Linked DNA regions of Homo sapiens: all the other regions are linked to region 1. A link is a loop called in an ENCODE intact Hi-C map of the cell type or tissue named here. Cell type or tissue: heart left ventricle. All regions are shown on one strand.

Evidence for each region. Hi-C counts contacts between places; a loop is a spot of excess contacts. Peaks named below come from ENCODE experiments on the same cell type or tissue, not always from the same donor. Only the 100,000 strongest peaks of a DNase experiment are listed, where the experiment ranks them.
Region 2: it touches region 1 in a loop (2.1-fold over the local background); 25 of 110 quality-filtered maps call a loop at or near these places.
Region 3: it touches region 1 in a loop (2.3-fold over the local background); 8 of 110 quality-filtered maps call a loop at or near these places.

The regions. Positions count from the first base shown.
Region 1 is chr11:120,950,009-120,958,008 of GRCh38, forward strand. GRIK4 (glutamate ionotropic receptor kainate type subunit 4) reads left to right here. Exons shown (of 21, transcript NM_014619.5): 15 at 2,847-2,956; 16 at 6,772-6,945. It overlaps LOC101929208 (a long non-coding RNA gene), which reads right to left. Exons shown (of 3, transcript NR_133004.1): 1 at 7,950-8,000; 2 at 941-1,032. Among named protein-coding and RNA genes, the nearest start is that of TBCEL, 70 kb to the right of the region's middle. RefSeq lists an enhancer at 5,492-5,992. In heart left ventricle, CTCF peaks have their summits at 3,009 (motif pointing left) and 3,210; a DNase peak (open chromatin) is centred at 2,973; H3K4me3 peaks cover 362 bases; H3K27ac peaks cover 240 bases; H3K27me3 peaks cover 440 bases.
Region 2 is chr11:121,109,570-121,117,569 of GRCh38, forward strand. TBCEL-TECTA (TBCEL-TECTA readthrough) reads left to right here. Exons shown (of 30, transcript NM_001378761.1): 11 at 3,503-3,640; 12 at 3,984-4,149. TECTA (tectorin alpha) reads left to right here. Exons shown (of 24, transcript NM_005422.4): 5 at 3,503-3,640; 6 at 3,984-4,149. Among named protein-coding and RNA genes, the nearest start is that of TECTA, 12 kb to the left of the region's middle. In heart left ventricle, a CTCF peak has its summit at 3,187 (motif pointing left); a DNase peak (open chromatin) is centred at 3,142.
Region 3 is chr11:121,191,115-121,199,114 of GRCh38, forward strand. TBCEL-TECTA (TBCEL-TECTA readthrough) reads left to right here. Exons shown (of 30, transcript NM_001378761.1): 30 at 1-376. It overlaps TECTA (tectorin alpha), which reads left to right. Exons shown (of 24, transcript NM_005422.4): 24 at 1-376. Among named protein-coding and RNA genes, the nearest start is that of TECTA, 94 kb to the left of the region's middle. In heart left ventricle, a CTCF peak has its summit at 3,814 (motif pointing left); no DNase peak of the experiment used is centred here.

The DNA.
Region 1 (8,000 bases):
CCCAAGCGCCAGTAACTCACATGTCTTTTGGGAAGAAAGTGATCTAAACCATCCACATAGAAAAAAATGGTAGGCATTCAGAATCTTGCAAGACACATACTTCTCTTTGGCATCATAGAGACAGCATGGATTTAGCCTAAGCCAAGGCTGTATAAGCCCAGACCCAAATCTCAAATGACTGCCCATTCCTTGCTCTTCTGGTTGGCGTCAGTCAATCACAAGTAGAATCAGATGTTGCCTTGCCAACGTGACTGATATGTTTCTGGGGGAGCTTTGTTTATGTCATGGTTTTTGTTCGTGTGATGTTCTCTGTTTTATAACTTTGGTCTCTAGGAATTTTTCCCACAGCTGTGCATCATTCCTTATCACCCATAACCAAATATGGCAGCTTTAAATAGTGCTGTCATTTTCCTCAATTTCACTTGTGATATAATCAGGTATAGATTTCTGACATTGAGCATCTAATGGGTTTTCAGATTCAGAAAGCAACAGTAATAGATTTTTCAGTTGAGAGACAGATTGAAATAGTCATAAGTGACAGGGCATGTGGAATTCATGCACATTTACTCAGAGAAACTTGGGGGTCAAAAAAGACCCCAGGAGTGGACCACACTAGTGATTTCTATTGCAGTAGGAGTATAGGCATGATCGGCTCCTTTACTGCTTCTGGACTCTGTATATGGATGCTACCCTCTCTGTGTCTTCCTGTGTCTGCCTCTGGCTCTTAGGATGATGAAGGAAACACAGTCAAGCCATGATGGACACAGGAATGATTAACTGGGGACTTGGATTCTGCTGCTCTGGAGTCCTTTGCCTTCTGTTAGAGGATTTATGTAATGACGGGATGAGCCAAGCTCAAATGATTTCCTCATTCTTCTCCTGTTCCCTTCCCTAAGTTACTGGGTTTTGTCCCCCAGATTTTTCATTTTTCCAGTAATACCTGAGTGTTGTATGCAGACTGAGCATGGATCCACAGTGGGTCAGAGAACTTGCAATTGGTATCAAAGGGCAGTTCCGTGGTCTGAGCCAATACTGTGAAAGAAAAACAGTTTCAGATAGATCACGTGAGAGGTCACTGTCATGCTGCTGAAAGGCCACAGTGCCCAAGAACAGCTGCCCTTTTTGGCAGAGGATGAGTATTTCCATCCTCTCCGTGTACCCTCCAAAGAGGAAAGTAAAACTGCACCGCAGGCCCACCGGCTCCCTAAGAAGGAAGGGAAAAGCATCCAGAAGAGGAGCGGAAAATCACCCATGATGGGGGCTATGCAAATACAACAGGAGCGTGCAGAACTGTCTCCTCCCACCTGCCTCAGATGCAGCCGTGGAAATAGCTATTGCTACTTGGAGTTTCTCAGCTTCTTCTAGCTTCCCCTGGATAATGAAAGCTCAGAAGGCTGGTTGAGTTTAGCTCGGTATTGGCAAAGGGAGTTCCCTTTTGTGTTTCTGGGAAACCCAGTGTAAAAATGACATGCCTTGATAGTGACAGTAGGTTGCGCCATGACTGATACAATTTTGAGCTTAAACGCTTACCTGTTCATAGAACCCTGAGCTTAGTACTGATTTTCAGTCCTATCCATGGACTTCCTGGATTTCTGGCATCATAGAATCATAGCGTTTTCCATTTACAATAGTCCTTAGGGTGCATCTAGTCCAGTGGTTTTATAGTAAATGAAAGAAACCAGCCTGGGACAAGACAGGGTAGCAGCATGGAGCTGCAGAGAATATGCCCTGTCTCCAGTGGGCAGCCCACACTCAGCTTCAGCCAGTTGGGAAGTTGGACTCAGTGGTGTTGGATCACCCCATTTTTTAAAAAGCCAGAAATCTAGATTTGTATGTGAAGTTACCTAATTATTTAACGCTGGCAACTAATACAAACTAGGTAGATGCTGCAGGATAAACAATTCAACTCTGTGGGCCGTATGCATCCATAAGCCACTGGTGTGTCACCTCGGATCTATTCCCACTCCAACTGAGGCCAGAAAGGGGTGGGAACTTGCCTGAGACCACACGGCTAAAGACTTGGAGCAGATGACTTAACTCCATCCTTCTCATTCCATTTTGTTTTCCCGTGAAGAATGGCGGGGAGCTTGGTGCCCAGGATTCCATTCCTGGCTCCATTGTCTGGCTCACAGGACTCTGGCCAGACTCATCCCTGGCCTTGCAACGTGTTTTCCCACGGTGCAGTGGAGTGAGCCCTGGGCTTTGAGTCAGGAAACATGGGCTTTTTTGGGTCCCGGCTCTTCCATTTACGCACTGTGGAACCTCGGGCACATCTCTGACTGCCCTCGGCTTTGGCTTCTTCACTTGTAAAATGAGAATAATAATTTGTGCCTCCCAGGACTGTTTTGAGGTTGACGGGGGAAGGTCTCACTGTGTGAGATCACCCTGCAAACAAAACCCAGAGACTCCGGTTGTATTAGCATCCTGGTGAAAAAGATGTGAGTGTCTAAGAGGGATGCTGTGGTCGAATTCAGCAATGCAGACAGCAGCAGCTCAAAGGTGCTTCCTGAGTCCATCCTCCACCCCCGATGGAGGACACAGGGTGGTACTTCGGGGCACTGAGGGTTGTTCCTCTTTGCCAGCACAAAGCCTGCCTCACCCCAGGGAGTGGCATGGCCCCTGCTGCTGTTCTGTGTCACCTGCTGAGGTCAGGGCTGGGTCGTGTCATTTGCGCAGCCCGGCAACACCCTCATTCCCAGTGTCATTTAAACCAATCACCCAGAACCCACAGAAATGGGAACTGGGGCCAGACCCACACTCACTACCTCCTCTACCCCGCCCTGCCTGCCCCAAGGTCATGTTGACTGAATATGTGCGGTGAATCTTGTTTTTCTCTCCATTTCCAGGGACGCAAACCCGGCTATTTCTCCTTCCTGGACCCATTTTCTCCGGGCGTCTGGCTCTTCATGCTTCTAGCCTATCTGGCCGTCAGCTGTGTCCTCTTCCTGGTGGCTCGGTACTCTCCTCTTCCCTTCCCTGTCCTTACACCGCCACCTCGTGTCCACCTCTGGGAACTGCATGGGGAGGGGGTGGGGAGGAGGAGAGGGGGAGGAGGAGTTGGGAAGATCTTGGTGCCAAACTAGAAGGACAGGAGAAGGACTGGGGGCCTGAAATGCTCTCTGCCCAGCTGTCGACCTCATGCTGCCCATCCAAACATTCCCCACTGTGCACGACGCAGACAGGTGGCTTGGCTTCTGCACCTCTGCCTCCTGTCCCCTCCCACTTCTCCCCAGACCCCCACCTAAGCCCCTTGCTTGTGTAGGAGCCCTGGGAAGAGAGGAGGGGTGGGGTTGGCAGGAAGATGACTCTCATTAAGCACTGTGCATTTGGCTGCCCTGGCATCAGTCATTGCCACAAAGGATCTGCCACAAAGTGCCGAATGACAAGGAACAGAGCCTGCAAATCTGGACTGGGGGCACTGGGGGCTGCAGTGGAGCAGGCCAGGGAGAAGGCTTTCTCTGCAGACAGCCTGGGCCTGCCTCTGAAAACACAGCTGCCTTGTCGAATGGGAACCATGGAGGCTGCTGGCGGGTGGCAAGGAGACGGGATGGAGAGAGGCGTTTTCAAGAAGTGCTGAGTTGAGACGCACGGGCCAGACCAGGGAGGGGGGAGAATAAGCCCTGCCCTATCCCCAGGAAACCAGGGGCTGCCCTGGCCCTTTGGAAAAACCTGAGGAGCAGCCTGAGGCTGTGGCCTCCCAAGACTGTGCACAGCAAAGGTAGTTTCGCTCCAGGCCAAGGCTGTTGGGCCAGCCTGAGCTGCAGGAGAGCCAGCTTAACCCTCCAGAAGTGGGATGAGCCCTGGTGGCTCCCAGGCCACTCACTCAGGTCCCTAGTGCTGCTAACCCTCCACTTACTGCAGTGGAGGCTCACAAAGGGCTGTTATGTGGGAGCAGAGAACTACTCAGGAGGAGCTTCTGGAATCTGTCCGTGGCTCTGGTTTGCAGGTGTCTCTTCAGTTGTTACCTTTGCCTCTAGGCCACAGTGGGAGGGCAGACAGTGTTAGAGTGCACATCCCATCTCTGTGGGGTGGGTGGGGTCTTCCCCTAGGGCACGTTCATTCACTGGATTGATGGGGGCACTTGGGGATGGAGCTGCCGCATGGTAAGCCCTAGGGAACCACGGGCTACCTAACCCCTGAGGGCACTTCCCAGACTGCCAGAGAAGGGTTGCATCAACCTGTCTGCACATACCTCTTCTAGTGGAGACCAAGGTCCCCAAGATCAGGAAGGTCTTTGGGGCCCACAAGATGCAGCCAAAAAAAGACAGGCCTTGCTGACAACCTGGTCATTTTCAAACGTGGCAGAGTTTGCTGCTTGGGCACCACCAACCCCTCTCGGGCCTGTAGGCATGGCCACTGTTGAGTATCTGCTGTCAGTGACGGCCTGCGAGATGGGGAGCTAGCACGCTGTCTGACACCTCCCCTCTCCACTTTGCCACACTGCTGCCATGTTAGGAGGCTGTCTCCGTGAGCCTGGTGCCACTGCTCTGTAATTCACACTTGCCCCTTGGATGTGAGCCCTTGCGTGTGGCATGCCACAACACTCAGGTCACCTCAAGGGCCCTGAAAAGTCTTGGGGTTTGGAGAGCAGATACATACAAGCCTGCTTCAGCATACCCACAGCAGCCTAGAGCTTTCAACCAGCCCTGGGGTGTTACGCTGCCCCTCCTCCCTCCCCTCCACATCCAAACACACCCCCTCCAGCATCTAGCATCACAGAAAGGTTAACAGAAAATGTGCTAAAGGGCTAACCATACGGCCTCTCTCTCTCACTACACACACACACACACACACACACACACACACACACACACACACACACAAACAATACTGGAGTCTAGGGTATTCTGTCTTAAGGTAGTGATTTTCAAACATGGTTCTATGGACTGCAAAGGCTCCTGGGAGCAACCAGAGCCTTTGGGGGTGGAATGACAAGAGGCTGGGCAGCCAGAGCCCTGGGTCCCCAACTCCTCCTCATCCAGACCAGCTCTACTTTTATTTCTTATATATTGTACTTCGGGTAAGATTTTACAGGGAAAAAAAAATGTCTGAAAACAACAGCTCTTAGGTAGCCATTCCCAAGAGAGCTGATCTTCAGAGTCCTGTAGGGAGCTTTTAGACATTTGAATTCCCAGGTCCCATGAGCTCAGAATCTCTAGGGGAAGGGCCTGAGAATCTGTATCTTTGAAGTTCTGCAGATCCCACCAATGGTCCGTAGGCTTGGGAGCCAACAAAGTGGGGCACCAGAGTGCCAGCCAGCTCCTCGGGACCCACACAGAGGGACAGAGCACATCTCACAGGTCAAAGGACCAATGCTGAGACGTTTGTGTTGTACTCAGGAAGGAGAGGCGCGGATGGAAACGGGAGGCAGCGACAGTGGGAACACTAAGTGCACATCAGGCCGAGTGCAGGACGGGAAAGAGCAGTGTGAAGATAACACCGAGCACACAGCACCCCGCCCTCCTGGGGGTGCACACCTGTGCATACAGTTTCTCTCGTCAGAGCTGGAAGGCTTTGCGTACAAGATGGGCCGGGGCTGCAAGCATCTCCCTGGCGGGCAGGGGAAGAGCAGGCATTCTGGGCATCAGAGGGGCCATTCAGAGAGACGCCAGTGGTGAGGCTGAGAGGGAAAGCAGGGGAGTGTCCCCACCTCACCCCAAGGCACAGAGCTTAGAGCAGCCCTTCTCAGCCCCATGCGTGCATTACACTCACTGGGGAGCTTTAAACAAACACTGATGTCCAGGCCCCACCTGAGCCAATGAAACCAGAATCTTTGGGAGTGGAACTCAAGCAGCAGCATTCTTTTTTTTTTTTTGAAAGGCTCTGGGGAGGTCTGAAACACAGACAGGGAGAGCCTGGCTTTAGACACCATCGAGGCCAGTGGCTCTCAGTATGGACACTGGCCCGGTGGCACCAGCATCATCTGGAAACTTGGGAATTCTTAGGCCTCACCCCAGACTTACCAGTGCAGAAGCATTGAGGCTGGGCCCAGCCATCTGTGTCAGCACACCGGCTTGGTGGTTCTGAGGTAGGCTAAGGCTGGAGGGCCACTGCTCTAGGCTGAGGGTCTTCAAACCGTGGTTCTAAGGGACACTAATATCTCTCTCATCACCCTGTCACTGGCAGTGACAGAACAAGCGGCTTCCCAGGCTGTCCACCTCTTGACACTCCTAGCCTCAGGGGCTCCACTTAATCTTTTTTTTTTTTTTTGAGACAGGGTCTCACTCTGTTTGTCCAGGCTGGAGTACAGTGGTGGGATCTTGGCTCACTGCAGCCTTTACCTCCCGGACTCAAGTGATTCTCCCACCTCATCCTCTTGAGTAGCTAGGATTACAGGCACACACCACCATACCTGGCTAATTTTTTTGTATTTTTTAGTAGAGACGGGTTTTCGCTGTGTTGCCCAGGCTGGTCTCGAATCCCTGGACTCAAGCAATCCACCCGCCTCGGCCTCCCAAAGTGCTGGGATTACAGGCATGAGCCACCGCACCTGGCCATCCTCTATTCTGTATTTTGGAGTTCCACATCAGAATTTATTGGGGGTAAAAATGTCTCTTTGATTAAAAAAAAGTTTGAGAACCATCAACCCAGTTCAACCCACTTATTTTATTTTATTTTTTTTTTGGTTGCGAAACTCCAAGTCCAGCAAAGGGAAGTGGCTTGCCCAAGGCCACAGGCCGGTCTCAGAGGTGAGACCAGCCAGGAGAGCCTGCCTGTGTCCCTTCACACCCCGCCTCTGTGGCACTAGTGTATGTTCCTTTTCTCCCACAGGTTGACGCCCTACGAGTGGTACAGCCCACACCCATGTGCCCAGGGCCGGTGCAACCTCCTGGTGAACCAGTACTCCCTGGGCAACAGCCTCTGGTTTCCGGTCGGGGGGTTCATGCAGCAAGGCTCCACCATCGCCCCTCGCGCCTTATCCACCCGCTGTGTCAGTGGCGTCTGGTAAGGCCCCAGGCAGAGGTGAACCAGGCCAGGTGGGGTGGGGACACAAAAGGGGCCCTCTGATAAGCCGGCTCTAGCTTCTAGAGCCCCAGAGCCTCTGCCTCTTACAGCAGACCCACGCAGGAAGCCGAGTGCTTTCTGCCAGCTCAGAAGCTTGGGGCAATGGATGGGGCCTGCTCTGTGCCATCTGGTCCCCTTCCCCTTACTCTCTGGGGTCTGGATGCAGAGGGGAGCCAAGGGAGGAAGGGAGAGGAGGTGACAAAACAGCCTTGATGAATTTCAGCAAAGCAATGGTAACTTCCTGACCTGAAAATGACCTGAGGTTTGAGAAGGCATATGCAGATTTATGCAAGTATAAGCCTGCTGGCAGGAAGTCCCTGCAGGAGGAAGCCAGCCTGGCTGCTACATCACATCCCCTCTACCAGCCTTCTGAGGCTTTGTGTCTCTGCCTCTGGCTCTGGGGGCTTGCTGGCCTGTTCACCTCAGCAGGTGTGGGAAAACGCAACTCTTGTCGTTCAGAGTTGAGCAAATGATTCAATGTGTGGGAAAGCTCTTTGAAAACTTGAAAGTGCTACATAAACATATGGACTGATCATTGTTATTAGACCATTATGGGGGCAAAGGAAAGACAAAACAAATGTGTGTGTGTGTGTGTGTGTGTGTGTGTGTGTGTAGCCTAGAGAGGCAAGTTTGCAGAACACAACTTTTTGATCCTCTCTTAAAAATCTGCTGTGGGTTTGGCTGTCATAGCATACAGGACTTACGACCTTGGTTCTCTCCCTTCCTTCTCAGCCTGTTTAGCCAAAGGAAAAGGAAAGGTGATGTTTCCACCCTTGAGTACTGGTGCCCAGAGTGGGTGGTCTGGACAGAATTACTGGAGGAGCCACTGGGCTGTTAGGAAGGTGAAAACGCAGCTGAGATAGCCATGCCTTCCTGTCTGGGGTTTCCATTATCCCTGATAAACAACAAATGTAGCACGATTTAAACCTGGGCGAGATGCTTGCCTGTTACCAGATAGTTTGGAGAAGTCACTGAATGGATCACCATGGAGAACA
Region 2 (8,000 bases), 160 kb after region 1:
AAGGAGTCTAATTATTAGAGCTAAGGAGTGTCAGTTCCCTTGAGTTAAACTAATGAGTTTTGCTACCCACTTTGCAGGAAACAGAGGGAACTATCACAGTTAACCAGCCCAGTCAGCTGTAATATTTCAGAAGATATGTCACCCCTATCACAAATCATCACTAATGCCTAAAAAAAAACCCTCAAAAACTTTCCTGCTGTAAGTGACATTGCTGTTTTGCAGGAGAGTGCTTGAGGCACTGAGACCCATTCCAGGCCACATGCTTAGGGACCCATCTAGGGACCCAAAGGTCCTTTTCTCTTGCCCGAGGTACAAGTGCCTCTCTCCATCCCTGATTTCCTCCCTCTCTCCCCAGTAAAATTTGGTTGGAAGAGAAAAATAGCGTTCCAAGTTTGGGCCCAAATGATCTGGCTCATTTTATTATGTTGTGACATCTTTTTTATTGTTACCAGGGCTGAAATTATTCATATTTGATGTTAATTAGAGTGGGCAGTGAAAGCATTTCATGAATAAAGTTTCAACATCTGCTCTGAAATCCCAAATAAGCAGTCAAATAAAAGTCAGATAAGAAAGATTATCACTGCCATTATTGCAGAGATAATCAACTTTCTACATAAAGGGACAGAATGCAGTTTTCACAAAAGCCTGCAGCTTGTTTGGGTGACTTTGCCAGTGGAGAGTTTTGAAGTAGTAGACACATCTTCAACTGTATAATTTCTAGTAAGCAAAGACACTCAAAAAATCTGCCCTCCACTTACTTAGGATTATTTCCAATTCCATCTGTTTTCCAATTTCCTTGGCAACGAGTCAATTGTGGAGGGGTGGAACAAAAACGACTGAGTTAGAGAGAGGTGAAAAAGTGCTGGGCTTGCAGTTCACAGCTGCGACACCACGAACACATTATGTTTTAGCACCTCCTAGCCAGAGCATCAAGAAGCACTTTATCGCTAAGAGGTTCTGTAGAACAGAAAGACACAAGTTTAAACAGCGATGCATTGGCTAGAAATAACCTCTAAAGAAGCACACATTTCCCTCTGTCACGTTATAGATCGCTAACGACTCCTCGGGTGATGTTTTATGTCCTTTAAGCCTCATATCTTACAGCGTTAGAATGTGGGATGCCAGCAATTGATAAATTTTAGTGTCATGGGGTTGGGGGAAGAAATGCCTATCAAATGCTGACCACCAGTTTTTCAAAAAAACTTCCATTGGCAATAAAAATGGCAAGATAATTTAGATACTTTCTGGCTTATACTTTGGAGTATATTTCTGAACTAGGTGAGAACTCTTTCTGTGAGGATGAATGAAGTAACATCTAAGTGCTTTGAGCTCCTTGGAGTAAAAAAAGATGATGTAGTTCTCTGGAGCTGCAAAAGTGTCCATCCATCCCCATCTTTGAAATTGGCCCCACCTCTTTCATCCCGTTATTCCATGTTTCCCCTTCTGTATAGAAACACATATGATCAGGCCAGCTAAACACTGGGCTTGAGAGGTCTTTCAAAGGCAAAAATTCTCATGCGACGCCAACAGAAGGGAAGGAAAAGGGACATGTTTACTTCAAGGAAGGAAAACTAATATTTACTGAGGGTTTACTATGTGTCTGGTGCTGAAGGCTATTTTTGCATATCATTTAACCCTCCCCAAAATGTTCCCGGACAAGTACTGTCTCCAATTTCAAGGGAAGGGAACAGGCCGGGAGAGGCCAAGTATCTCGTTCAAGTGGCAAGAAAAAGAATAGGATTCAAATCTCCTAGGAGACAGAGCAGGGTTCAAACCAAAGTCTTCCAACTCCAAATCCCAGACTCTTCTTTCTTCAGCTGCCTCCTGCGGGTATTGCTGAAGTCCTCAGAAGCAAAAAAGATTTTTTTATCCAGAAGAGTCTTGGAATGAACGTTGAAGAATTCTGTAGTGTGAGAATGTGTAAGAGTGAGCTGAGGTGCGTGCGGGTGGCAGTCAGCCTCTGGGGTGTCACTGGTATGGCTGGTTGGTTTAGAGGTGACTTCAGGGGTTGGAAATGGATTGCTCTTGAGATCTGCTTGGACCAAAGATATTTCCAGCTTCACTGTGGGAGAAGGAATTCCCTTCTGAAGGAGAATCTTGGTCTGAAGGAGGCTCTAGCTTTAGTCCTTGTGTGACTTTGACTTTGCCCCTGTCCCTTGAACAAGAGCCTGCTGGTGACCTTACAGCAATCTTGAGCCTACTGCTCACTCATCTCTGTGTCCCACTGTCCTCTTCTGTTGAATGGGGCCAGAGACTGAAGGCGTTTACCTGAGCAAGTCTATCACAAACGCCATCAGCCGTGGCCAGCACAGAGCATGGGAAGAAAAGTTCTTTACAAAAAGGGCTGTTCTTACTCATAGCTTGCCTCCCTTTCTGGGATCATCTAGAATGGGGAGATTTGGGGCTTCCAAGATCCTCTACCCCAGTTTGATTACACAGGATAAGGATTTGTGTCTTCCTCTGCATCAGACAGAGTGTCAGGCAGCTGGGAAAAGTGCTAGGTTTGAATAGAAAAAGGTCAATGCAGCCTCTCCTTTTAACTCTATTTCTATTAAATTTTTTGAAAACATGTGACAAGGGGTGAGGATTAGCAAGAGGAAAATATAAAGGACAGGGTTTGCTACAGCTTATTTCTGAAAACCATTTACAAGTTTCATATGAATTTAAGCAACATCTCTATCCTAAAAAGTTTAAAATGAAGACAGCATGGAATGGCAGTGCTCTGAGAGATGGACTGGGAACTCTGGCGCAAATCTCGTTTTCTGTTGCTGGGTCACTGTGAAATTTCTAGTAACTCATTTCCCGCAGTCCCTAGTTTTCTTAACTATAAGATAGGCGTGGGCCAATACGATCACCCGTCTTAGCGTTGGTCTGGGGTACAGATGAATGTTAACGATTTTCAGAAATAAAGTGATGCACAAATGCTCAATTAGAGGAGTAACTTCTCCCCAGAAAGTGCTTTTTAAAAATCACTTTCCCACTTCCATTTTTAAAAGGGGAGACATCTCATCAAGATTAATGTTGTTTTCCGGGAAGAGAGAGAGCGCAATCCGCATGGCCACTTTAATCACACGGACTGGTATCTGCTCCCTCTTCCAACCCGCTCTGCAAGGGGAACCGGTGGTTGCATCCTGGTCCCCGGCCGAGTCTTTCCTGTAGTTTATTCTCATGCTGCCATCTATAGGTGCTTTCATATTATCACACGCTTAGCCGGGCCTCTGAATTTTCTGTCTGGTAGAAGTCAGAGATATAAGTGGGCGCTGAGTCAGACTCTGGGTTTATCTCAGGCAATTTCTCTTTTAGAAGCACAGTCCCACATGTCTTGCTTTTCCCAACGGAGGCGAGAACAAATTCAGAGAGGAGTCAGAGCTGGAGGGCCTGGCTGCAGAGCAGCTCTGAGCTGCCTGTGGGTGGGGAGGGCGCAGGGTGAAGGGAGGACCTCCTTGGGGCCAGGACCTCCTGGGGAGTGCAAGTCATGAGACTGCGCATTCCCATCCTGTAGGTGAACACCTTCCAGGCCGTCCTAGTGTCCGATGGCTCCTATACATTCACCCTCTTCAATTATTACGAAATCAACTGGACCACGGGGACGGCGAGTGGCGGCGACCCCCTGACAGGTCTTGGTGGAGTGATGGCACAGGTAGGTGGCTCTCCACTTCATCCCCCGCGTGTTTCCGTCGCTGCACTCTCTGCTTCTGTGGCTCAGCATCCTGGAGGGAATCCTGCCACCAGCTTTTAACTAGAGACGCAGGTCTGATCTCGCAGGTGGACTACGAGGCTAGTCCTGCCCATGTTTGGCACCCTGACTCGGCTATGAAATGAACTAGGCAGTCCTTTCTCACCTAGAATGCTGGCCCCAGTGACTCCAGGAAAAGACGGCTCTTGATTTTAGAGGTGCTGGATTTTAAAAATAAGGTAGTTGGGCCAGTTAACCCATGGGGAATTTTTGTACTCAAAAATCTTGTCTTCCTTTTGTGCTGCAGGCAGGATTTAATGGTGGAAACCTCACCAATTTCTTCAGCCTCCCGGGGTCAAGAACCCCCGAGATCGTGAATATCCAGGAGACCACAAACGTCAATGTTCCAGGCCGCTGGGCATTTAAAGTTGATGGAAAGGAAATTGACCCAGCCAATGGCTGCACCTCAAGGGGTAAAGCTTTTCCTCTGTCTGTGGCAAGGCAGGGTTTGTTTAGTGTAGATTGACAGGCAAGCTTTTAAGCCACGGGGGCGGACTCATTCCTGATGCCTTACTCTTTTGACATCTCTCCGCTGGGTAATGGAGATCAAGGTAATTTTAGCATGTGCATTCATCACATCAGAAGCTAAAACACTGCATTCACTACCTTGTGGCTTTGGAAGTCCTTTTCTGGAGTGTGCACACAGTTATCCGTTCTGAACAACTCCGAAATGGACCAAGATCTTGAGTGATTTCTGAGCCAGAGGGACAGAAGGCAGCCCTCCTGTTTAACATTATTTTTGTTGTTGTTGTTGCCATTTCCTCCCCCCGCCCTTTATGTTTTTCTTCTCATCCTTATTCTCGCTCTGTCTTCTGCACTTTGTAGATCTACAGGAATGGGTGCAGTTGGAGTATTGCCAAGTTCCTATGAGGGTAAATCAGTACTTCCTAGTATGATTAGAAAAAAAAGAAACAAAAGTTCTCCTAAAATCTTCCCAGCATCAGCAAAACGTGCAGGAATTTGAGGAGAATCAAAGCTGACTTTGGGTATCTGTGAGTAAGCTGTAGTTGAACCTGGGTGGATGTCCTTCACATTGGGCACCCAAAGTTTGGAGCCTTTTCTGAACTATCGAACCCCTTTAGATGTGCAAACTCACCATGGACTTTCAGAGAAACATCCTGGTTTATGAATTCCTGCTTTTTTGTGTCCAAAAATATTTAGAAAACAGAATTTCTGATAATATTTCTACTTCCAGGAGTAGAAGCTACAGAAATTAGAAGAAGGAAATAATGCCTCTGTTCATTAGTCCATCCACCCACCCATCTATCCAGCTACCCACCCACCCACCCACCCATCCACCCACCCATCCATCCACCTACCCACCCACCCATCCACCCACCCATCCATCCACCTACCCACCCACCCATCCACCCACCCATCCATCCACCTAGCCACCCACCCATTCACCCACCCATCCATTTATCCATCCACCCATTCACCCACCCATCCATCCACCTACCCACCCACCCATTCACTCACCCATCCACCTACCCACCCACCCATCCACCCACCCATCCATCCACCTACCCACCCACCCATTCACCCACCCATCTATTTATCCATCTACCCATTCACCCACTCATCCACCTACCCATCCATCCATTCATCCGTCCACCCATTCACCAACCTATCCATCCACCTACCCACCCACCCATTCACCCACCCATCCATTTATCCATCCACCCATTCACCCACTCATCCACCTACCCATCCATCCATTCATCCGTCCACCCATTCACCAACCTATCCATCCACCTACCCACCCACCCATTCACCCACCCATCCATTTATCCATCCACCCATTCACCCACTCATCCACCTACCCATCCATCCATTTATCCATCCACCCATTCACCCACCCATCCATCCACCTACCCACCCACCCATTCACCCATCCATCCATTTATCCATCCACCCATTCACCCACCCATCCATCCACCTACTCACCCATCCACCAACCCATCCATCAAGTCATCCAGCCATTTAGCAAGCCATTGCATCTTTCTGAAAAGCATTTTAAGAGCCCCATTGAAATGCCAGCCACTCTGTGAGGTGCTGGAGATAAAGCTGCTCTAGCTACCATGACATTACTATGGTAGAGGAGACAGAGCCATGGGAACAATGATGACACAGCATAAGACATATTATGGTAGACACTTGTGTAGGGTACTGTGGAAACACAGAGGAAGACCATGGGAAAAGTGTTTCCAGACCTCTAAGGAAGTTTTGGATAGGAATGAGGAGGTGCCTTTATCCCCTCAGATAGAAGCTTGGACTGCTTGTCTTGGCAGCCCTGGGAGGCCTCGGGGTTCTTTCTTGGCTCAGATTCAATTTGTTGTTGTTGTTGTTGTTTTTTGTTTAGGAGACAGGGTCTCTCTCTGTCACCCAGACTGGCTAGAGAACAGTGTCGTGGTCATAGCTCACTGTAACTTTGAACTCCAAACTCCTGGGCTCAAGTAATCCTCTCACCTCAGTCTCCTGAGTAGCTGGGACTACAAGAACCACAACCATGTCAGCTAATTTTTATTTTTTGTAGAGATAGGGTCTCAGTATGTTGCCCAGGCTGGTCTCAAACTCCTGGTCTCAAGCCATCCTCCCATCTCAGCCTTCCAAAGCACTGGGATTAAAGGTGTGAGCCACTGCACCTGGGCTCAATGTGTTTAATATACAGAAAAGCCACATTCACATGGTCTGACACACCTGTGCCCTCTGCCCCTTTCCCTGTGCTGTGATTAGTGCCTTCGCTCTAAGGTAGGTCATGTGTGAAGATGGCCTGCCTGGACCCTTGCCTCTGTGGACTCTGTAAAGTCCCCCATGTTCAAAATAACAAATAAATGTTTTGCAGCTAAGCTGGTATTAACTGGATAGGAAATAATCTAGTTCCAGAGCTCATTAGGATTTGAGATTGTACCCTCCTCCCCTACAGAGTGTAAATACGGCATCACTTAAGGTCTGTGAGAGATACCAACTCAATACTACATTATCTCCCTCCCCTGTATAGCCTGGACCAGGGGCCTCAGAAGTTGCAGACTCTTACCCAAATACCTCTTCCCTTTGTCCAGGCATCACAGAGATGACTGGCTATGGCCATACAACATGAGTGCCCAGTGACAGCCTCTCACCTGGGTCCTGGGAATGAAATGCTGTGATAACGGAAAACACTGGCTTGCAGAGCTGCGGAGTTGGTCAGATGCCAGCTGTGTACACAGTCTCCACTTTGACTTCATTCTTTTCCTCCTGAGTTATAGGTTTGGGTTTCATATACGGGATGATTTCAATATCCTTATATAGACTGCTATGCATTTTTATGTGCCTCCGGACATATATCAATCTAATGAGACTGGGATTTGGCCTGGGGTATAGCAGGGGAAGTGTTCTGTAGAGCTGGTTTATTATATCATCATTCCACAAACAAAATTATCTCAAAGAGTCTACCTTTTGGTCCAAACCTCCTCTATTCAAAGGCATTTTCCTCTCACTTATTGAAAGCCTGAAAAAGCAGGGCCTGGAAATGATGCTGAGTGGAGGCTGTCACAATACATACAGCCCTGAACTAGTGCCAAGGAGTGCTGAGGATTAGGACCTGTTTTCAGGGCTGATGCACATGACTTATTGGGAATGTGACTAAATCTATTCTCTCATTTTTCAACCCTATTCTCAACAGGTATAAAATGGAATTGCCTGTTGAAACATCATTGTTCCTGTTGGGCAGATAGAGTCAAGACTGTTACTGATACACCCGCACCCTCAACTTGGGTTAACCTTGCAGCCTTGTGCTATTCACTCGATAGTCAGTTTTATAAAAACTTGAGATGTTATTTACATTTCTTAATGCTGTGTCTTTGATACTTGCCTTTTCAGACATTCTCATTTTACAAGTGCTTCTACTTCTATCAACCTGTGTCAACTTTTTTATAACATCGCTGTTCTCTGTGAGACAGGGATGAGAAACAGCAGTATCCACATTTTACAGGTTAGGAAAACAGACAGGTGGAAGTTGAATGAGTAGTCTTGGAAATGGATTGCAGATTTGTGACTGCTGCCCAGTTCTCTTGACCCCAATCCCCCAGCAAGGACTAGATCACAGTCCCCAGCCCAGACGTGTTTCTATTTCAATTAAAGGTTGATGTTAGCAACCAGAAAATTTCAAAGTTTTTTGGTGGGGAGGTCATTTATTTACAGAAATGATTTTAAAGACTGCATGTCTACCAAAGAAATAATAGTGTTTTTAAAATTATCACATCCCTTTAAACCATTCCCCTCC
Region 3 (8,000 bases), 240 kb after region 1:
AATCTGACTGGAAATCTGACCAGAGAAATCTGTCAAGCCAGTGCTATTTCTGGATCACAGTTTTTTACAGAGAGAGGGCCTGTTGGAACGATTTTGAAGTGATGACTGGAAGGTTTGACTCCCTCTAAGGAATCTTGCTGGTGTTTGGAAGTGTCCGATCTACGTTATGCACGTGTTCTGTCTATGAGGCGCTTCTCCACCCACTGTGTCCTTCAACCTTGCCATGGCAGCTTTGGCCACTGGGGATATTGTTGACCTGGGGAACCCCACCCACTCTCCTACCCCCTCGAACCCAATCCCTTCTCTTTTTACAAATCAACCAAATACTTTTTAATGTGTTTTATCCTTAAATAAACTTTGTGTTCAAGTATTCTCATTACTTGGTGGCTGGAATCATTCTTATTGATGTTAAGCTTTGTACACTAAATAGCATGCCATGAATTTTTTTTTTAAAGAAGTAGCAGCAATTGGACCAGGAAGGCACTGTTGGCCAGAACATTAATGCACCATTATATTGTTGTTCATGTGTACTTACAGAGCATTAGCAGAGCATTAAGGTTCGGTGTAGAAGAGAAGCAGGCAGCATCCTCTTTTGTAAGTGGTACAAAAACACGTATCTGCTATAATTAACTACAAAATGGAAGGCCTGCTAAATATATCCCTGGAGTGCTTTGCTTTCTAAGGGCAAAAACAAAGTAAAACCCACTTCAGGTTTATTTTGAAGTTGTCTTGGATTTAAACGGATAGCATTTTTATATTTTTCTGGGAACGCTGAAAAGCTGAGCAAAAATGCTTAGTGTTCTTTGAACATGAGTGTGAGTGAAATGGCCATTGTCTCATATGTCAAAGCACTGGCATCACACTGTCACTGGGCTGAAGAAGTGCGGTGTAGACTGAGTGTGCACTGAGCTGTTTTGTTCTCCCAGCCCCCTGGGAGAGTCAACACATTCGAGCTTATCTCAGCAGTCACACATGCTGTGCAGCTGAGCGGACAACTGGTATTGATGGAGAAAAATATGTGTCTGCTTCTGCTTGGACATCTTAAGATCTTTTGGGGAAATGCTGAGCACTGAGATGGATTAAGGAGTCAAGCCATTGTCTATTCTAGCTGAGACACAGTACTTCGTCCTCAGCAAGATAGAAATGGATGTTAGGTGTGTGATCTTTTTTTTTTTGAGACGGAGTCTGGCTCTATCGCCCAGGCTGGAGTGCAGTGGCACGATCTTGGCTCACTGCAAGCTCTGCCTCCCAGATTCACGCCATTCTCCTGCCTCAGCCTCCCAGAATAGCTGGGACTACAGGCACCCGCCACCATGCCCCGCTAATGTTTTGTATTTTTTTAGTAGAGACGGGGTTTCACCATGTTAGCCAGGATGGTCTCAATCTCCTGACTTCGCAATCTGCCTGCCTCGGCCTCCCAAAGTGCTGGGATTACAGGCATGAGCCACTGCGCCTGCTCTAAGTGTGTGTTCTTTGTTTGCATGAAAACCTGGATTCCATACTATCCCATACTTCAAGATCAGAGGATTCAGATGAGCTTATGCACCATTTCCATTCATGCCATTAAAGGTTTAGGCTTTTGAAATCAAACAGATTATGAGCTAAATATAATAATGTGTCATTTATGGTTTTACCTGAGATCCTTAGATGATTTTTTTTTTTCCCCTGAGACAGGGTCTCACTCCTGTTGCCAAGGCTGGAGTCTATTAGCATGATCTTGGCTCATTGCAGCCTCGACTTTCTGTGCTCAAGTGATCCTACTACTTCAACCTTCTTAGTAGCTGGGACTACAGGCATGCACCACCATGCCCAGCTAATTTTTTATATTTTTAGTAGAGATGAGGTTTTACCATGTTGCCCAGGCTGGTCTCGAACTCCCGGGCTCAGGCAACCCACTCACCTTGGCCTCCTAAAGTGCTGGGATTATGGGCGTGAGCCAACACACCTGCCTTTTTAGATGAATTTTAACTGAAAACATACAAGGAGGAAATGGTGTATTACTTACTTGACAACACCTCTTTATTGATTCCCATATTAAAGTCATTAGAAATTCCTCGATTAAAAATTCTAGTTTTTTTTCTTAAAGCTTTTTACTTGAAATCCTTTTTGCCACACTTTCATTCTTGGCTTTTGGTTTTCTCACTTGGTTGGCATCCTTCACATGTCTACCATCAAGATAAACCTGGTTGTAATGCCACAACAGAAAACCCCAGGCCAGGTGTGGTGGCTTATACCTATAATTCCGGCACTTTGGGAGACCCAGGCAGACAGATCACCTGAGCCCAGGATATTGAGACTAGCCTGAGCAACATAGTGAGAGCCCATCTCCACAAAAAAAATACAAAAATTAGCCAGGGGTGGTGGCGCATGCCTGTAGTCTCAGCTACTTGGGAGGCTCAGTTGGGAGGATCGCTTGAGCCTGGGCGGTTGAGGCTGCAGTGAGCCATGATCATGGCACTGCAATCCAGCCTGGACAACAGAATGAGATTTTTGTCTCAAAAAAGGAGAACACCCCCACAATCTCAGTGACTTAACAAAGGTTTCTTTCTTACTCACACAAGTCGCCCCTGCTTTCATTGTCATCCTGGAATGGAAGTTGCTGGAGGCTTTATTATCCTTCAATGTTGTCAGCTCAATGTGTGGCTTCAAGATTCACCTTTGCAAGGGAAGACAGCCTGGAGAATCCCACCGTAGCTCTTCCGTGCTTCTGCCTGAAGTGACACATATCGCTTCTGTTCCCACTTCATTGGTCAATGACAGCCAGATGGCTGTAACTGACTTTTAGAGATGAGGAAGCACAAACATCCCGTGTGCCTGGAAGGCAGAAGAACTGGAAATCAGTGGTGATGGTGCTCACATTGCCTTTGAGTCCGTCACTTCTATCTGGATTAAAGAGAAATACTTCTACAGAACTGAAAACAAACGGGCCCTTTAGTTGACTTCCTGGAAGGCAGAAGAACTGAGAGATGATCCTGACTCTTCCACTAATTCTCTACTTGAAACACAAATTATTACATGCCTCAATACCTTAATTTTCCTCTAGGTAACATAAGAACATGAAGCTTCTTTTCATATGTTCTTATGTCACAAAGTGGCACTAGACACTTGAACTGGGGAACCCCACCCACTCTCCTACCCCCTCGAACCCAATCCCTTCTCTTTTTACAAAGAGAAGCCATATGATAGTATATGTTAAGATAACTTCAGAGCATTGCCTTTTCCTGCTGCTCTAAAAGATTTACTTGCGGGGTGAAGGGGTGAGAAAGTGCATGCTTAGCAAAGGTTGAAAACGAAGTTAATTGGGAATCTTATTGACTTGGTATTTGTTTGATATCAAAAGAAACATCTTGGGGTCTGACATTTGTGACCACTGGGAATTCTGTAATTAGTTTCTCAACCAGTAGTAGGTATGTATTCTACTCAAAATTCTAACGACAAAACTTGAGAGCGCTAATTGTTTAACATTGTCTAATATTCTAGCTATTTTTAGAACCATTTGACATTTAGTGGGAGCTTGAAATCTAATAAAATTTCTTTCAACCAGAGGAATTAAGTAATTATCAAAAGACAATCATGAAGGGCTAGGGTAATAAAAAATTACTTCTTTACTAATTCTGAATTAATTTACCATCCACCCTGTTTTGAACTTCCCAGCCTTTCTCCTAAAACTCAGGGGATCTCTACAGCTTGTACTTCATTGCAATTTGGGCCTGTTTAGAAGACCATGATGATATTTTGCAGTGCCCCATACGCTGACATCTGCAGCACAGTCCAGTGAAAAAGGAAATGAAACAGCGCCCTCTAGTGTCTGCTGTTTATTTTTGCATGAAGCTCAAATGTGTATTGAACCACACCAATCGAATTATGATTCCGGTCCCCCGCCCCACTACCACCCTGAAACCTTAGACGCAGGACATTATGAGAATATAGCTTTAGAAAACACATCAAATGCCAAGGACGTTTTCTGGAGAACAGTATGGGATTTATTTTTATGCATACCGTACGCATTACTCCAGGAAATACCAGCACTTGGCATCCCATGCAAATTTTGCCCTTAATATCCGTTTCTCTAATGTGTTGACAAAAATAGCTGTCAAGAAAAATTAAGTACCTCTTTAAGATGTTGAGAAATAAACAATCTGATCAAGAAAAACCCATGCAATATTTAGTGGTCTTTTCCCCCCAGCAGAATGTGAAATACTTTCACATGCACCTACAGCACAACGGCAATAACTCTGTTCTGACTAATGGAAGGCTCTGTTTGTGATGGTTTAATTATGTTTGCTGAAATACGACTCTCATATAAGACAACATCTCCATGGCAGAGGGACAGATCTCTGTGTCTATAGATAGAAATAAAATACAAAAGACTCATCATTCCATGAAGAACTCAGCAATCAAATTCTATTTGCTAAGGAAACAAATGGAGGAAGAATGTTCACTGTACATTTCGTTGTGTGTTTCTGTTTGCATCTAGCCTCTAGGTTAGCTGTTGTTTTGTTCAGTAGCATAAGATACTGATGGTGAAATAATTTTGAAATTAAGATAGTCTCCTATTGGACGAAATAACAATCCCTTACACAAATGTAGCATCTTTCATAACAAATGCTTTGCCACTGTATTTAATATTGTTCAGTCCTAGATCATGCTGCATTCTGACAGAGAAATTAGAGGAAAAGTACTAAGTTGAAGTTATATATATCCAAAAGTACTAACTAAAGAAGAACATAAACCTACTCATATATGTATGCTTTTATGTGTAGGTTTATTTAATAATTTTTAACTTCTAATGAGACATATTAGAATGATAGTGACCTTTTGAGCCTTTTAAGAACAAACAAACTTAGAATTCTTTATTTTCTCCCCCTAACTTTTGAATTCCTTTGTGGAATACTTTAGGGTACAAAAATCCACCGATATTGCCCTATTTTAATTGGGCAAAAATACATTATTTTACTGAAAAAGATAACATTTAATTACTTTAAGGCTTGAAAACCTTTGCGTTGGATCAACCTAGTATTAGTGGAATTATTTAAATTTCAAGACTGTAGGCACATAGAAATTTGTTACTGAGTTAATTATATGTTAACCAAAGGCAGAAAAAACAAGGTTCCTAGTATTTCCCTTTTATCTGCCAAAAACATTCTTAATTTAACAGGCCATCCTGGTCCTTAAATGTGGTTTATATAACTAGGTGGGTCATTCAAATCAAGAAGTTACAAGTGTGTATTTATTCACACTTTCCATGAGTCTCTACGTTGATGACTGCAAAATGCTGTTAAGGAATATCTGCAGCCGTGCAGGGGACGGAGTCTGCTCTCCTGAAAAGTCACGATCAGAAAGCAATTTGGCAAACTAATTCGACAAGGGGAAAATGACTTAACATATAATGCAGAAGCATCTAGGTGTCATATCAGAATATTCAAAGCATAAAATGAGAAAAAGGGCTGTGGATAGCACATAACCCAATTTTTTCCCCCTAAAAAAGCCCCATATTTGAAATGCTTACTTTGAATCTCCAAGAGAGAAGAAGAGTGGAAGTATTCTGAATATTAATTTAAGATTAGCAGGAATGTAGTGAGTCTAGAGATACTTGGCCACTATGGATTTTATTCATGTCTCCTGTTGTTAGCCTGTTCTATTTGTATTCTCAACCTGGTCATGTTGATACAAAATTACTTTCATTAGTTAATTTTAAGTAGAACCCCAAAACTAAGTTGACATTTGTATCTTGTTTAGACAAATTTCCCTGAAAACACAGGCTGCCTAAATCACAGGAAAACATGTCTCCATCATACAAAGTTAAATGCTTCTTATTTTGAAGAATAGTTTCAGACAGTCACAACCCACAAGGACTTTGTTGTATTTCTAGGCATTATACTCCAGAAACACAAATTCGGCAAAAGTCAACTTTCCAGGTAGATCCCCAAAGAGGCACCCCTAACTCTTGCAAACCAAGAGACCTCACGGCAACAACTATTTCTCTGTCCTCTGCCTTAGGGTTTTGCATACTTTGTTAGGAAGATACAACTGTAGAACTTTAATGTGTGGTGATTTGATAAATTTTACAATAAAATTTGTAAAATGTATGGTTGTATTTCTAAGTCTTCTACCAGAAAGTATCATTCTGAGGTGCTCTCATGTTATAGAAACAGCAACATAAACAACAACAAAACTCCTCATCTTTGGGTCTGCTGTTAGAAGTGGGTTCTTTCAATGCCACCGCTAAAACATGCACTTGAGTCACTGATCACTGGCAAAGTCTGCTCTTATTGTTTTATTTGTAAAACAATTCCCACATTACTTATCCCAACCCTATTGTAAGTTGATTTTTTTTTTTTTTTTTTTTTTTTTTAAGACGGAGTCTCGCTCTGTCGCCCAGGCTGGAGTGTGGTGGCGCGATCTCGGCTCACTGCAAGCTCTGCCTCCCGGGTTCATGCCATTCTCCCGCCTCAGCCTCCCGAGTAACTGGGACTACAGGCGCCCACCACCACGCCCGGCTAATTTTTTTGTATTTTTAGTAGAGACGGGGTTTCACCATGTTAGCCAAGATGGTCTCGATCTCCTGACCTCGTGATCCACCCGCCTCGGCCTCCCAAGGTGCTAGGATTACAGGCGTGAGCCACAGCACCTGGCCGAGTTTTTCCTTCTCACCAGAAGAATGTAAATGTACATGGGTTGGAAAAATGAGAGTGGCAGAACCTTTTAGTTTTGTGAAGGTAGCACAAGGATATTTTGTTCCTATATGTTGCAAAGTGCAGCTGAGGATGATGGAAGGAGTGCAGAGGGCCAGGGCTGTGGGTGGCCCCTGCATTGGCCTCAACTTCTCATGGAACCCTGAGTTAGCCAGGTGGGCCAGATGCCCTTGAAGGTACAGTCAGTCTCCTTCCAAAAATGTAAAAAAAAAAAAAAAAAAAGGAAATTCACTTTACTAAAACCCCTAAGCAGATTTTTATCAAAGATAGAGAAAATGATCTTAATTCTGAGATATTTGGAAAATACTATCAGAAAGAAAACAATGAATCTCTCAGATTTAATTCAGTGAGTAAAAATCTACTGGAATCAAGAACTAAGAAATAAAATATAAACACAGGATTGCCCTGAGGAAAAAAGTTTGAATTTAACAAAGTAATTCCTTGTAGACACTAAACCAATGTAAAGCAAGCAACCAAGGGCTTTGATGCCACTGCCTTTAAATAAACACATGATTTCATAAATGGAAAAAAAGCTAAACTGATTACCTTGAAAAATGAGTAAATAAATATTAGAGCAAATCCATAGATGTATTAGCTCGTTCTTGCACTGCTGTAAAGAACTACCTGAGACTGGGTAATTTATAAAGAGAAGGTGTCTAATTGGCTCACAGTTTAGCAGGCTGTACAGGAAGTATGGTTGGGAGGCCGCAGGAAACTTACAATTGTGGCAGAAGGCAAAGCAGGCATTTCTTCACATGGCCAGAGCAAGAGGAAGAGAGAGAGCGGGAGGTGCTACTCACTTTTAAACAACTAGATCTCATGAGAACTTACTATCATGAGAACAGCAAGGGGGAAATCTGCCCCTATGATCCAATCCCCTCCCACCAGGTCCCTCCTCCAACACTGGGGATTACAATTCCACATGAGATTTGGGCGGGGACACAGACCCAAACCACATCAATAGGATACTAAGAAACACCAGTAATTTCCCCCGAGGATGCTGCGAAACAAGTTCCTTGGCCATTCCTTTAGCTATAAAGTCCCAGTTATTAAGGACATTAAGGTTCCATTTTATTTTTGCATTTTTGTGTGTATGCGTGTGTGTGTAACTTAAAGCTTCAGGGTAAAAGTTGATGAATCTTAAAATTTTTAGTATTTAGCTCTAAAATTTTATTCTCCAAAACACATCAATATTTAGCAAAGGTTCTATTTTATTTTCCCAAAGTTAGATGGCACTAGAGTTTTGTTATTCAAAATCCATTCATCTCCATTTATTAGGCTTTCAGATTCTGAGAACTTCTTCGG